2 separate regions of the Homo sapiens genome follow, and region 2 is linked to region 1. The links are chromatin contacts, found by Hi-C or POLR2A ChIA-PET in ENCODE. All regions are on one chromosome and are shown on one strand. Each heading gives the region's core, a stretch centred on a gene start or an enhancer-like site at or near the end of the contact. The rest is flanking DNA. Distances are from core to core; before and after follow the strand shown. Region 1 has its middle 97 kb from the start of ASF1A. Region 2 holds the start of MCM9 (minichromosome maintenance 9 homologous recombination repair factor).

Evidence for each region. Hi-C counts contacts between places; a loop is a spot of excess contacts on that map. ChIA-PET counts read pairs that join two places held with the same protein, here RNA polymerase II (POLR2A). Pooled maps may share reads with other maps.
Region 2: a pooled map shows a loop between it and region 1 (5-fold over the local background). The contact joins the promoter of MCM9 here to the enhancer-like site in region 1. A Hi-C loop is called at or near these places in 1 of 168 maps with a recorded cell type or tissue (naive thymus-derived CD4-positive, alpha-beta T cell) and 8 of 50 pooled maps. POLR2A ChIA-PET finds 5 or more read pairs at or near these places in 6 of 52 experiments (A549, CD4-positive, alpha-beta T cell, CD4-positive, alpha-beta memory T cell and 3 more).

What each region holds. Positions count from the first base shown.
Region 1 is chr6:118,792,925-118,800,389 of GRCh38, forward strand. No RefSeq gene overlaps it. Among named protein-coding and RNA genes, the nearest start is that of ASF1A, 97 kb to the right of the region's middle. Within about 2 kb of position 3,852, at least 2 of the 41 ENCODE cell types and tissues checked have a DNase peak (open chromatin) inside an H3K27ac peak, as active enhancers do.
Region 2 is chr6:118,930,455-118,937,919 of GRCh38, forward strand. MCM9 (minichromosome maintenance 9 homologous recombination repair factor) reads right to left here and starts at 4,705. Exons shown (of 14, transcript NM_017696.3): 1 at 4,437-4,705; 2 at 2,153-2,286; 3 at 966-1,284. The coding sequence starts at 1,269. LOC124901389 (a long non-coding RNA gene) reads left to right here and starts at 4,461. Exons shown (of 2, transcript XR_007059729.1): 1 at 4,461-4,536. RefSeq lists silencers at 3,954-4,203, 4,454-4,883.

The DNA of each region.
Region 1 (7,465 bases), core at 2,602-5,101:
CATAAAAATGTAAAACGTATCTTTATATGTGTGGTGAGGTGAATTGAGATGTCTATTTTAAAATTGTATTTTATAATCACAATTTTCTTTTTTTCTTTTTTGGTGAGACAGAGATTTACTCTTGTTGCCCAGGCTGGAGTGCAATGGCGTGATCTCGGCTCACCGCATCCTCTGCCTCCCAGTTTCAAGCGATTCTCCTGCCTCAGCCTCCCAAGTAGCTGGGATTACAGGCATGTGTCACCAAGCCCGGCTAATTTTGTATTTTTAGTAGAGACAGGGTTTCACCATGTTGCCCAGGCTGATCTTGAACTCCTGACCTCAGGTAATCCGCCCGCCTCGGCCTCCCAAAGTGTTGGGATTACAGGTGTGAGCCATTGCGCCCGGCCCATAATTTTCTTTTATACTCAAAACTTATAATACCCCTTGTGTTAGGGCATGAAATGGATTGTGGGCCATACGTGGCAGATTTCAGTCGAGACTCTACCCTGCCAGCCTTCTCAGCCAACCCCTACCTCTTCTCCCCCATCTGAACCAGAGGCAGCTTTCAATTGTGGGCCTAGTTCTTTCTGAGCAAACCTGGTCCAAGATCAGGTTCTCCAAATTCAGATGCCTGCCTTTATTTTTACAATGAAAACCTAATTCTGGACCAGCGTTATTCTGTACTGGTATATACTAGTAGCTGAGTATTTCTGGAGAAAATCTGATAATCATGTAGGCAGTTTCCATAAAGATATCACAGCATTTAGCCTCTCCTGAGCCCTCTGCACCACTGAATCTTTCTTCATATCCCTGGTCCACACCACATCCCAGACTCATAGGCAGCTCTTCCCAATCTCGACCTCTGCACACAAGCCCTGTACTCAGAGCCTACTACTCATGACAACTCCCTTATCCTTCACCAGGAACATGGTGGTTCTAGCAGCACAAAACTGCTTAATCCCACACACGCTGTAATGGTTAATACTGAGCGTCAACCTGATTGGATTCAAGGATACAAAGTTTTTATCCTGGGCGTGTCTGTGAGGGTGTTGCCAAAGGAGATTAACATTTGAGTCAGTGGGCTAGGAAAGGCAGACCCATCCTTAATCTGGGTGAGCACAATCTAATCAGCTGCTAGCATGGCTAGAATAAAAAGCAGGCAGAAAAATGTGAAGAGAGAGACTGGTCTAGCTTCCCAGCGTACATCTTTCTCCCGTGCTGGATGCCCCCTGCCCTAGAACACTGGACTCCGTGTTCTTCAGTGTTGGGACTCAGACTGGCTCTCCTTGCTCCTCAGCCTGCAGATGGCCTATTGTGGGACCTTGTGATCATGTGAGTTAATACTTAATAAACTCCCCTTTATTTTTATATATATATATATATATATATATTCCATTAGTTCTGTCCCTCTAAAGAACCCTGACCAATACACACACCATGCTGAATCTCTCCTTCAGGCCTTTGCTCTTGCACAGGGAAATACCTCCTCTTTCTCTGGGCTCCTCTGCTTTTGTCTAATATACTTTTACACTTCTTTCAAGACTCAACTCAAGCATCACGTCCCTCTCTCCAAAGCCTTGCTCATTCAGTGTCTGCTATAGTTTGAATGTTTATGTCTCTCCAAAATTCATGTTGAAACCTAGTACCCAATGTGATAGTATTCAGAGGTGAGACCTTTTGGGAAGTGATTAAGTTACGAAAGCTCTGCCCTCACAAATGGGATTAATGTCCTTATAAAGGAGGCTTCAGAGAGCTGCCTGGCACTTTCTCCCCTTCCACTCTCTGCCACATGAGGACACAGCATTTGTTCCTTTCTCCATATGAAGAGGCAGGAAGAAGGTGCCATTTTGGAAGCAGCAAGCAAGCCCTCTCTAGACACTGAATCTGCTGGAGCCTTGATCTTGGACTTCCCAGGCTCCAGAACTATGAGAAATACATTTCAATTATTTATAAATTACCCAGTCTGTGAATGCTTTGGTATAGCAGCAAGAACAAACTAGAAAACATCTCTGTCTTAGCTAAACAGGTATGTATTCCTCCTTGGTGACCCCATCATACCCTCCACACATCTCTAGCACTTTTTCTAATGGAATTGCTATATCATTGATTCATCTCTCCTAACACACTGAGTTCCCTGGGGGCAGAAGCCTCATGTGTTCATTTCTGAACCTCACTGTCCGGCGTAGTACATGCTAACATAGTAGATGCTTCAAGGGGCTTGTCTTCTCCCCAATTATATAGACTACTGAAGTCATTTGTGTGCCCAGCTCCTGAAGAACAAGGCACCAAAGTCATAATAATTTTTGATTTCATCTCCAACAGGATTCTTGGTGTCAAGGAACAAAACCCATCTGTGTTGATTTGAGTATAAAAGGATTTTGCTAAAAGCAATTTGGTAGCTCATTGAATCGGTAAGAAGATCAGAAAGTTGGACTTGACCAGGAGTGACAGCTCACACCTGTAATCCCAGCACTTTGGGAGGTTGAGGTGGGCGGATCACCTGAGGTCAGGAGTTCACGACCAGCCTGGCCAACATGGCAAAACCTTGTCTCTACTAAAAATACGAAAATTAGCCGGGCACGGTGGCGCGCACCTGTAGTCCCAGCTACTCAGGAGGCTGAGGCGGGAGAATTGCTTGAACCTGGGAAGCGAAGGTTGTAGAGCTAAAATCGCACCACTGCACTCCAGCCTGGATGACAGAGCAAGACTCTATCTCAAAAAAAGAAAGAAAGGAAGAAAATTGCACTTAAAAATAGGTATAAAAAAGGTAAACAAAAGGCAGCCTGGGCCACAGTCAAAATCATACTATCAAACCACGCCACTTGATGTCCAGCATGCACTGCCATCCATGGCATCACCAGCTGTTCCTGGAAACTAGAGTTCATTGGGACACCTACCATAACCCTCCCACTGGGCAGACTATCCACCCTTCCTGGACTCCCTGCTCCCAAGTCCAAATGGGGTGTGGAACCTTAGTTGAAGTGCTGATACTCTCAGTTCAAGGGGAAGCTGGGAAGGTGGGTAGCTGGTGTTTTCAACCTGGCCAGAGAAGGTATAGGACTTCCTCAGTGAAGATGGATCAGATAATGGTGGACAGAAAAATTAAAAATATCAATTATAGATCCCTTAGGTCTAGCATAGGCTGGCAAATAGTAAGTGCTAAGTAAAGGCAGATAAAAAAATAAAGTATGAATAAATATCCTCTGAATGTGTTTCCAGGAGCCCACTTTGCCAAGGGGAATCTTAATCTGGCCCTACAATAACATATTTTAGATGAGGAGACAAAGAGAAAAGAGGATTGGAGAAAAACCCAACATGTATTAAGTGTCTGTGACATGCCAGGTGCTGTGCAGGCACATTAAATATTTTCCTGCAGGCAGGCCATACAATCCTCACTGGGGGATTGGTGGAGCCAAGATGGCCGAATAGGAACAGCTCCAGTCTAGAGCTCCCAGCGTGAGCGAGGCAGAAGACGGGTGATTTCTGCATTTCCAACTGAGGTACCGGGCTCACCTCACTGGGGAGTGTCGGAAAGTGGGTGCAGGACAGTGGGTGCAGCGCACCCAGTGTGAGCCGAGGCAGGGCGAGGCACGGCCTCACCCAGGAAGCGCAAGGGGTCAGGGAATTCCCTTTCCTAGTCAAAGAAAGGGGTGACAGACAGCACCTGGAAAATCCGGTCACTCCCACCCTAATACTGCACTTTTCCAACAGTCTTAGCAAACGGCACACCAGAAGATTATATCCTGCGCCTGGCTCAGAGAGTCCTACACCCACGGAGCCTTGCTCATTGCTAGCACAGCAGTCTGAGATCAAACTGCAAGGCCGCAGCGAGGCTGGGGGAGGGGCACCTGCCATTGCCAAGGCTTGAGTAGGTAAACAAAGCAGCCAGGAAGCTCGAACTGGGTGGAGCCCACCGCAGCTTGAGGAGGCCTGCGTATCTCTGTAGACTCCACCTCTGGGGGCAGCAAATAGCCAAACAAAAGGCAGCAGAATCCTCTGCAGACTTAAATGAATAGAGACACAAAAAACCCTTCAAAAAATCAACGAATCCAGGAGCTGGTTTTTTGAAAAGATCAACAAAATTGATAGACTGCTAGCAAGACTAATAAAAAAGAAAAGAGAGAAGAATCAAATAGATGCAATAAAAAATGATAAAGGGGATGTCACCACCGATCCCACAGAAATACAAACTACCATCAGAGAATACTACAAACACCTCTATGCAAATAAACTAGAAAATCTAGAAGAAATGGATAAATTACTTGATACATACACCCTCCCAAGACCAAACCAGGAAGAAGTTGAATCTCTGAATAGACCAATAACAAGCTCTGAAATTGAGGCAATAATTAATAGCTTACCAACCAAAAAAAGTCCAGGACCAGATGGATTCACAGCCGAATTCTACCAGAGGTACAAAGAGGAGCTGGTACCATTCCTTCTGAAACTATTCCAATCAATAGAAAAAGAGGGAATCCTCCCTAACTCATTTTATGAGGCCAGCATCATCCTGATACCAAAGCCTGGCAGAGACACAACAAAAAAAGAGAATTTTAGACCAATACCCCTGATGAACATCGATGCAAAAATACTCAATAAAATACTGGCAAACCGAATCCAGCAGCACATCAAAAAGCTTATCCACCATGATCAAGTAGGCTTCAACCCTGCGATGCAAGGCTGGCTCAACATATGCAAATCAATAAACGTAATCCAGCATATAAACAGAAACAACGACAAAAACCATGATTATCTCAATAGATGCAGAAAAGGCCTTTGACAAAAATCAACAACGCTTCATGCTAAAAACTCTCAATAAATTAGGTATTGATGGGACGTGTCTTAAAATAATAAGAGCTATCTATGACAAACCCACAGCCAATATCATACTGAATGGGCAAAAATTGGAAGCATTCCCTTTGAAAACTGGCACAAGACAGGGATGCCCTCTCTCACCACTCCTATTCAACATAGTGTTGGAAGTTCTGGCCAGGGCAATTAGGCAGGAGAAGGAAATAAAGGGCATTCAATTAGGAAAAGAGGAAGTCAAATTGTCCCTGTTTGCAGATGACATGATTGTATATCTAGAAAACCCCATCATCTCAGCCCAAAATCTCCTCAAGCTGATAGGCAACTTCAGCAAAGTCTCAGGATACAAAATCAATGTGCAAAAATCACAAGCATTCTTATACACCAATAACAAACAGACAGCCAAATCATGAGTGACCTCCCATTCACAACTGCTTCAAAGACAATAAAATACCTAGGAATCCAACTTACAAGGGACGTGAAGGACCTCTTCAAGGAGAACTACAAACCACTGCTCAGTGAAATAAAAGAGGATACAAACAAATGGAAGAACATTCCATGCTCATGGGTTGGAAGAATCAATATCATGAAAATGGCCATACTGCCCAAGGTAATTTATAGATTCAATGCCATCCCCATCAAGCTACCAATGACTTGCTTCACAGAATTGGAAAAAACTACTTTAAAGTTCAAATGGAACCAAAAAAGAGCCTGCATTGCCAAGTCAATCCTAAGCCAAAAGAAGAAAGGTGGAGGCATCACGCCACCTGACTATGCTACAAGGCTACAGTAACCAAAACAGCATGGCACTGGTACCACAACAGAGATATAGACCAATGGAACAGAACAGAGCCCTCAGAAATAATGCTGCATATCTACAACCATTTGATCTTCGACAAACCTGAGAAAAACAAGCAATGGGGAAAGGATTCCCTATTTAATAAATGGTGCTGGGAAAACTGGCTAGCCATATGTAGAAAGCTGAAACTGGATCCCTTCCTTACACCTTACACAAAAATTAATTCAAGATGGATTAAAGACTTAAATGTTAGACCTAAAACCATAAAAACCCTAGAAGAAAACCTAGGCAATACCATTCAGGACATAGGCATGGGCAAGGACTTCATGTCTAACACACCAAAAGCAATGGCAACAAAAGTCAAAATTGACAAATGGGATCTAATTAAACTAAAGAGCTTCTGCACAGCAAAAGAAACTACCATTAGGGTGAACAGGCAACCTACAGAATGGGAGAAAATTTTTGCAATCTACTCATCTGACAAAGGGCTAATATCCAGAATCTACAAAGAACTCAAACAAATTTACAAGAGAAAAACAAACAACCCCATCAAAAAGTGGGCGAAGGATATGAACAGACACTTCTCAAAAGAAGACATTTATGCAGCCAAAAGACACATGAAAAAATGCTCATCATCACTGGCCATCAGAGAAACACAAATCAAAACCACAATGAGATACCATCTCACACCACTTAGAATGGTGATCATTAAAAAGTCAGGAAACAACAGGTGCTGGAGAGGATGTGGAGAAATAGGAACACTTTTACACTGTTGGTGGGACTGTAAACGAGTTCAACCATTGTGGAAGTCAGTGTGGCGATTCCTCAGGGATCTAGAACTAGAAATACCATTTGACCCAGCAATCCCATTACTGGGTATATACCCAAAGCATTATAAAACATACTGCTATAAAGACACATGCACACATATGTTTATTGCAGCACTATTCACAATAGCAAAGACTTGGAACCAACCCAAATGTCCAACAGTGATAGACTGGATTGAGAAAATGTGGCACATATACACCATGGAATACTATGCAGCCATAAAAAATGATGAGTTCATGTCCTTTGTAGGGACATGGATGAAGCTGGAAACCATCATTCTCAGCAAACTATCACAAGGACAAAAAACCAAACACCGCACGTTCTCACTCATAGGTGGGAATTGAACAATGAGAACACATGGACACAGGAAGGGGAACATCACACACCAGGGCCTGTTGTGGGGTGGGGGGAAGGGGGAGGGATAGCATTAGGAGATATACCTAATGTTAAATGACGAGTTAATGGGTGCAGCACACCAACATGGCACATGTATACATATGTAACTAACCTGCATGTTGTGCACATGTACCCTAAAACTTAAAGTATAATAATAATAATAATAATAATAATAATAATAATAATAAATCCTCACTGGGATGTCATGTTCACAAGGCAGGGACCAACCGTGCCTATCTTATCATTCATCATCTCCCCAGTGCCTAGCACAGTGCCTGGCATACAGTAGGGGCTGGATAAATGCTTGTTGTTGATGCTGCAATCCGACAAAGGAGATATTGTGCTGCTTTGCTGGTGTACAGCAGCTTAGGTTTTGGCGGTCACAAAACTAGTGAGTAGCAGCAGCCAGGCACCCAATCCAGTGCTCTCTCCATCCTCACACCTGTATGGATGCTAAACTGTGCATCGCTCTGTGCAGTCTATCACTTGTGTGGGATTCTGGGATTTTTTTTAAAAAAAGCTTCTGATGAACAATATCCCTTTGAGGACCTGTGGATTTGGAATCTGAGTGCCTGCTCCCCACCTCCCAAAAGAATCACATTATTAAATGTATATTCTTTCAGATTACAGGTTTCTATAAAATGGACCTTGACC
Region 2 (7,465 bases), core at 3,455-5,954, 140 kb after region 1:
ACTTAATCACAGACTGCCCTCAATATTCTGGACCTGCTTTTAATTTTACCAAATCTTTCTTTCATGTAAATAGAATTAATTTGTACCAGCCTTTATTAATTTATACAATAATGGCATAGTTAAATTTTGTTTTAATTAGGGGGTTGACAGGGACTCTAGAAGTGGTTTGCAAGTGAAGAAACTGAGGCTCAGTGAGATAAAATAACTTACTAAGTCTCCCAGGTTAGGCGTGTAGCCTTTAAATCCAATTCTTCTCTTTCGCCACACTATGCCTTCCAAGAAATTACTTCCATGCAATGAACTAAATAAAAATTGTTACACTATAGTGTCACTTTTCCCTAAAATTCTTAAGTCAACTCTATCCATCCTACTAAAAAATCACTTTTAAAACAGAAAGTGAGGGGCAAGGACTCCTAGAGGCAGGAATTCAAGGATACAGCTTTGCCACCCCAAGCTGCTGATTGCTCCACTGCAGTTTCTTAACAATTAAGATGCTTTATCTGTCATGCATTCAACAAAAATGTATCGAGTAACTGGTAGGTAGACTGCACAATGCTAATACTGATCTTTAAAAATAACTAATGTCCTAAAATAGTTCTGAAGATCCCTGGACAAGATCTATCACTTTTCTAATTCTTTGTATTACCAGTTCCTTTATTGTTAGTAACCACAAAAGCTCATAAAGCTGTTTTGAATTACATTTTTAAACACAGACGTGGAAATATATAGACACACAAGTATACTGCTGTCTCCACACATTCTCCCTCCCCTCAGTGGGCAAGACTCATACTTCATGCCCACAGAACACAATTATTATTCTGCTCTAAAAGAAGTGACCATCAACTACACAACAGATATATATTTTAAGTATAAATATCAATTATTTCTTAGTGTTCTAAATCTAGTATATTTTCTCAAAATCTTTCTAGAAGATAGCATGGCAGTAAAATCCTTAAGTGATTTACCTGATATCCTGGCATGAAGATTCTGTTTCATGGAAACAGCCTCAGGCTGAGAAAGGGACTGGAGAATTGTCAAGGCTGACCTTCGCAGTGCACTATCAAAAATTGTAAGCACTTCACTGGGGAACATGTTGAAATATTCCCCGATTTCCATGTTGGTCTCAAACAGAGTCATGGCATTAACCACAACTGGGTAATGAGCATCTTCATCCCTTTCCTTCAAGATTAGAAGAATATCATTCTTATGGTATTCCGAAACATATGACTCAAACACTTGACCAACCAGTGTAACTTGATCGCTATTCATCTTGAATCTAGGTAACTAAAGAAAAAAAAAAGGATCATATTATATATTTGATACTCAAGATGTACACACAATTTAACAAAAACGATTGGTTATAAATCACACTGGCTTTGGGTCATACTATAATCACAAAATAATATCTGAATTCAAATCTTAATGAAATCTGAATTATCTGTTACAGTCACAGTACATGTACTTCAAAAATGAGTGAAGTCAAATGTAAGTCAAAGAACTATGTTGGTACTGATTATCAAAATCCAAAATAGTTCAAAGCATTTCCCATCTTTTCCCCAAATTTCCTTCATATTAACCCTGCATTAATATACAGGCATGCACCTAACAACATTTCCGGACTGCACTTATAATAGTGGTCTCATAAGATTACAATACTGTATCCTTATTGTATCTTTTCTATGCTTAGATACATAGATACCATTGTGTTACAACAACTGCGAACAGTATTCAGTACAATGATATGATGTACAGGTTTATAGCCTAAGAGCAACAGGCTATGCCATATAGCCTAGGTGTGTAGTAGGCTGTATCATCTAGGTTTGTGTAAATATACTCTATGATGTTCACACAAGGACAAAATCACCTAATGACAAATTTCTCAGACTGTATCCCCATCATTAAATGACATATAATGGTATTTATTTTACATAATATATGTAAGAGGCCACATTCCATACACACACATTTGCTCTCAAGTATAAAATCTGAAACATATCTTTTGGCTTAAGTCAGTAACAGTGGAGTTCTTTGCAAGAGTCCTGGTTCTAGCTTTTGTTTATATGAACACAGTGTCATTCTTTCGTGTGCTCTCTCTCTCTTTAGTTATACACACACACTCATGTGTATTCTGCTATGTAACTGAAACACATACCATTAATCAGACTGACAGCCAGTTCTGACATGAATAATTAACAGACTGTCCTTAGAAATTCATACTTGGAAGTGAATTTGTTTCCTTCTTTCTCTTTCTTACCGTAGGAAATCTACTGGGTTCTGCAGAAACAGCTGTCAACAATGCAAAGAAAACAGATAAACATAGGAAGGTGAAAAAACACTGAGTCTTCAAATAATAAAAAAGTATTATTGAAAATAAATACAGCATATACCATTACTTTATCTCATTCCCCTGGCACTCTATTAAAAAGTATGTATCTACAGATAAAAAGCACCTATCCCCATTCTAGTTTCATGTATACAGACGGATAACAAATTACATATGTATAAACCCAATTCAATGTCCATTTCCTAATATCTATCATGTACAAGGCACTATGCTGGCAAATGAAAAGTATAGTAAAAGGTTCTCTATGTCCTCAGAAATCCAAGGGGCAAATAAAACGAAACAGTGCACTACCAGTGGTCAAAAATGCAATATGAATAGGAGTCAAAGGAGAGGGAGGTTAAATTTAAATGAGGTGACGATCTCAGAAGTAGCACTGGACAGTTAGAAACCAGCTGTCCAAATAAGAAACACTTATTTGGGGCCGGGCGCAGTGGCTCACGCCTGTAATCCCAGCACTTTGGGAGGCCGAGGCAGGTGGATCACGAGGTCAGGAGATCGAGACCATCCTGGCTAACACGGTGAAATCCCGTTCTCTACTAAAAAAAAATACAAAAAAAATTAGCTGGGCGTGGTGGCAGGTGCCTGAAGTCCCAGCTACTCAGGAGGCTGAGGCAGGAGAATGGCGTGAACCCGGGAGGCGGAGCTTGCAGTGAGCCGAGACCACGCCACTGCACTCCAGCCCGGGCACAGAGCGAGACTCCGCCTCAAAAAAAAAAAAAAAGAGAGAAACACTTATTTCGTTTGGAAAGAGATTGAGGACTGGAGAAGAGGTGTACTTAAATTTGACTTACTTCATTTGTCCAACATTTATTGTACTGGACTCTACAAATACGAATATTAAAGGAGACTGCTATAAAGTTCACAGTTTATCATCCTAAGTACGTGTTATACACGCTATTTGCTATATTTTGCTTTCTCTGAGAACCTACTATTCCGCAAGGTGTGAAACGTTTAAGAAGTACATATAGCAGTTAGGTCAAGAATCCTGACCACTATAGGAGGCCAGAGTGAGAGTAAGAATGAGTAAATGTATATCCAAAACAATGAGTGGAAATAAATTACGGCCTCCACGGTAATTTGTTTTTGGTTAAGCAATATAAATTCAGCCAAGTGTAAAGCAGAAAAAGCACTTGGGAAGGAATATCTCCACAATGTGGACTTTGCCCAAAAAAAAAAAAAAAAAAATCTGGACTCCCAACAGTGGCTACAAGAGAATCACTATGATTCTATTAAAGCATATTAAGTTTAGAGCCACAAATTTAGCAATTTGAAAAACAGCTCCACACAAGGCAGGAAAAGGGCAGCAGCAGAATTCAACGTTCAAATTAAGGTCAGATTAAATTTTGCCTAGTTAGGCTAGCATTTCTATGGTTATATGGACCATCGTTATTCATTCCCTTTCAACATCTATGCAAAACTGACTAATCAACTGTGTTATCAGCAGTTTGCTAAATCAATAAACGTACCTACTACCCACCCAGATAGACACTGGAGGGACTTTTTGTTTTGAGAAGGGTCATTTCACAACTTTCAAGTTCTCTTTCCTTTTCTTATTGAATATTTGGGGTCAAAATAAAATCATTTGCTTTACTTTGTCCTCTTGACCACAGCGAAGCGTCGAAAAGAAGACAGGAGAGTGCCTAACTGCACTGGCATCCCCCAGCTGTCTCCGGGAATCGCGGCAGCCCCGCCCCGCCCGCCTGCACCTGCCGGGAGCCCCGCCCCCTCCGCGCGGGCTGGCGGGACGCGCGCCCTCGGCCCCGCCCCACTCCCTCCGCCCCTCTCACTGCGGGGGCGCGCCATTTCGCGCCTCCGGGCCGCTCGGCTGCCCCAGGGGCGCCTGGCAAACGTGGAGTCGCTCGGTTTTGGAGGCATGCTTTCCAAACTTTCTAATTCACAGGGTCTTTGCACGCAGCCCCTGCCCCACAACACCTTGGCAGTCTCTGAGACTTCTGGGGCTCTTCTCCCGGGCAGCTCCCGTGCCTGTCCGGTCCCGGAGTTGAATAGTTTTTGAAGTAATGAGACGGGAACGAGACTTGGGACGAACTGGAGAAAAACATAACCGCGAAAGGAGGAGGCGGCTATCACTTACTGGCTGTGTCAGAAGTCGCCGGGAACGCGTTGCTCCCGAGGCCGAAGGGCCCAGAGAGCTCCAGCCAGGCAGCGGGTTCGTCTCCGGCGCAAGAAGGCTGGTGAGGCGGAGTGCGCGCGTGCACGTGGCCGCTCGAGGCGCCACCGGCCGCGGGGACGCGCGGGCTGTGTCGGGCGGCCTAGCGCCTGCGGCTCTGCCGGGCCTGCGCTCTCGACCGACGCCGGGCCGCGCACCGCCTCAACTTCCCTGCCCCGGCGGCTCTTCCGGATGGAGACGAGGCAGCGGGGCGGGGTGGAGCGGAGCGGGCGGATTGGGGCGGAGCCAGGAGGGTCCCGGGCGGGGAGAGGGGCGGGACCCGAGCAGTGACCTCAGGCTAAGTGGCCAGAGCAGGGTTGTGCGGCGGCTCAGATCGGATCTTAGGGTTTGTTTTTTGTCTGTCCAAGGAATTTGCCTAACCCAAGGCCACAGAGGATCTCTTCTGTGTTTTCTGACACAAGTTTTAGAATTTTAGGTTTTATATTGAGGTCTGTGATCCAATTAGAGCTAATTTTTGTCTGTGGTGCAAAGTATGGATCTTAGGTCATTTTTTTGTATGTGAATAGTGTCATTTGTTTAGAGAGCTTTCTTTTTCTCACTGAATAGCTTTTGCACCTATGTTTAAAATCAGTTGTCCCTAAAGCATCAGTTGTGGGTCTATTCTTAGACTTTCTATTCTGTTCCGACAATTTATTATATTTCTCTCTACAAAAATACCACATTGTCTTGATTCCTGTAGATTCGTAAGAGTCTTAAAATCAGATCGTGTTTGGCCTCCAATTTTTTGTTATTTTTCAAAAATGTTCTGGCTCATCTAGTCCCTTGGGTTTTCATATGAATGTTAAAATCAGCTTGTCACTTTAAAAAGTTGGGATTGTGATTGGTTACATTTCGTCTATAGATCCATGTAAGAATAATTTACATGTTAACAATATTTAGTAATGACCCTTAAAGTAAGCCTCTTCATTTATTTAGGTGTTATTTCACTCAGCAAATGTTTTGATCTTTTGTCAGGTCTAGTCTTATATAGTCCATTTTCACAGTGCTAATAAAGACATACCTGGGACTGAGTAATTTATAAAGGAAAGACGTTTAATTGACTTACAGTTCAGCATGGCTGGGGAGACTTCAGGAAACTTAAAATCATGGCAGAAGCGGGAGCAAACCTCCTTCTTCACAGGGCTGCAGGAAGGAGAAGTGAGGAGCAAGGAGGGAAAAGCCCCTTAGAAAACCATCAGATCTTGTGATACCTCACTCACTATCAGAGAACAGCATGGGAATAACCACCCCCATGATTCAGTTACCTCCCACCGGGTCCCTCCCACAACACCTGGGGATTATGGTAACTACAGTTCAAGATGAGGTTTGGGCAGGGACACAGCCAAACCATATCACCCTATGTCAGATTTATCCATAAATCTAAGGATGGGGGAAAAATATACTTCTTGATATTATGTAAATGACATTTTAAATTTTCAGTTGTTCTTTGATAGTGTCTTAGTCTGTGTTGCTAAAAAGGAATGCCTGAGACTGAATAATTTACAAATAAAAGAGGTTTATTTGGCTCACACTTCTGCAGGCTGCTTCTGGTGAGGGCTTCAGGCTGCTTCCACTCAGTGAAGGGGAGGCTGCCTGTGCAGATCACATGGCCAGAAGAGAAGCAAGAGAAAGGGGAGGTAGTGGTCAGGCTCTTTTTAACAATCAGCTCTGGAGGCAACTAACAGAATGAGAACTCATTATGCAATGGCAGCACTAAGTTTTCCTGAAGGATCTGCCCCTGTGACCCAGACACCCCCAACTAGGCCCCACACTTGGGATCAGATTTTAAGATGAGATTTGGAAGGGAGAAATACTCAAACTATGTCAGATAGTGTGTAAAAATATGATTGGGGGTTTTGTTGTTGTTGTTACAGGTTCTTGCTCTGTTGCTCAGGCTGGAGTGCAGTGGTGTGATCATGGCCCACTGCAACCTCTGTCTGCCAGGTTCAAGCAATCCTCCTACCTCAGCCCCCTAAGTAGCTGGGTGATATGGTTTGGCTGTGTGTCCCCACCCAAATCTCACCTTAAATTGTAATCCCCAGGAGTCTGGTGGGAGGTGATTGAATCATGGGGCGAACTTCCCCCTTGCTCTTCTCATGATAGTGAGTTCTCATGAGATCAGGTTTTTTGAAAGTGTCTGGCACTTCCCCCTCACTCATTCTCTCTCTCTGGCAGTTCCCCCTCACTCATTCTCCCTCTCTCTCCCGCTCTGCTATGGTAAGACGTGCTTGCTTCCCCTTTGCCATCTGCCATGAATATAAGTTTCCCGAGGCCTCCTAGTCATGCTTTCTATTAAGCCTGCAGAACTGTGAGTCAATTAAACCTCTTTTTGTCATAAATTGCCCAGTCTCAGGTAGTTTTTTATAGCAGTGTGAAAACAGACTAATACATTGGAATTATAGGTCTGTGCCACCACACCTGGCTAATATTTTGGTATTTTTTTGTAGAGATAGGGTCTCACTATGTTGCCCAGGCTGGTATAATTGAATTTTTAACATTAATCTTGTATTTGCAATTTTGTAAAAACCACTTATGAGTTCTAACAGCTTTTCTTGTGGATTTTGCTAGATTTTCTATATATTCAGGATTTGTTATCTATGAATAAAGACAGTTTTACTTCCTTTCTATTCTGGAGGCCTTTTATTTCTTTTTCTTGTCTTTTTGCACTGACTAGAAGCTTGAGTACGGTGTTGGATAAAAGTGATGAGACCAGACATCCTTTCTTTGCTTCTGATCTTAGAGGGAAAGTTATCAGTCTTTTACTCTTAAATATGGATGTTAGCCCAGGGTTTTTTGTAGATGCCCTTTATTAAGATGTAGGAAGATTTGAGCACTTTTATCAAGAATGAATGTTGGATTTCATTAAGGCTTTTCTACATGTGTGGAAATGATCACTTTGCTTTTTTTTTCTTTTAGTTTCATATTTTATATATAGATTGAATTGTGTCCCTCCA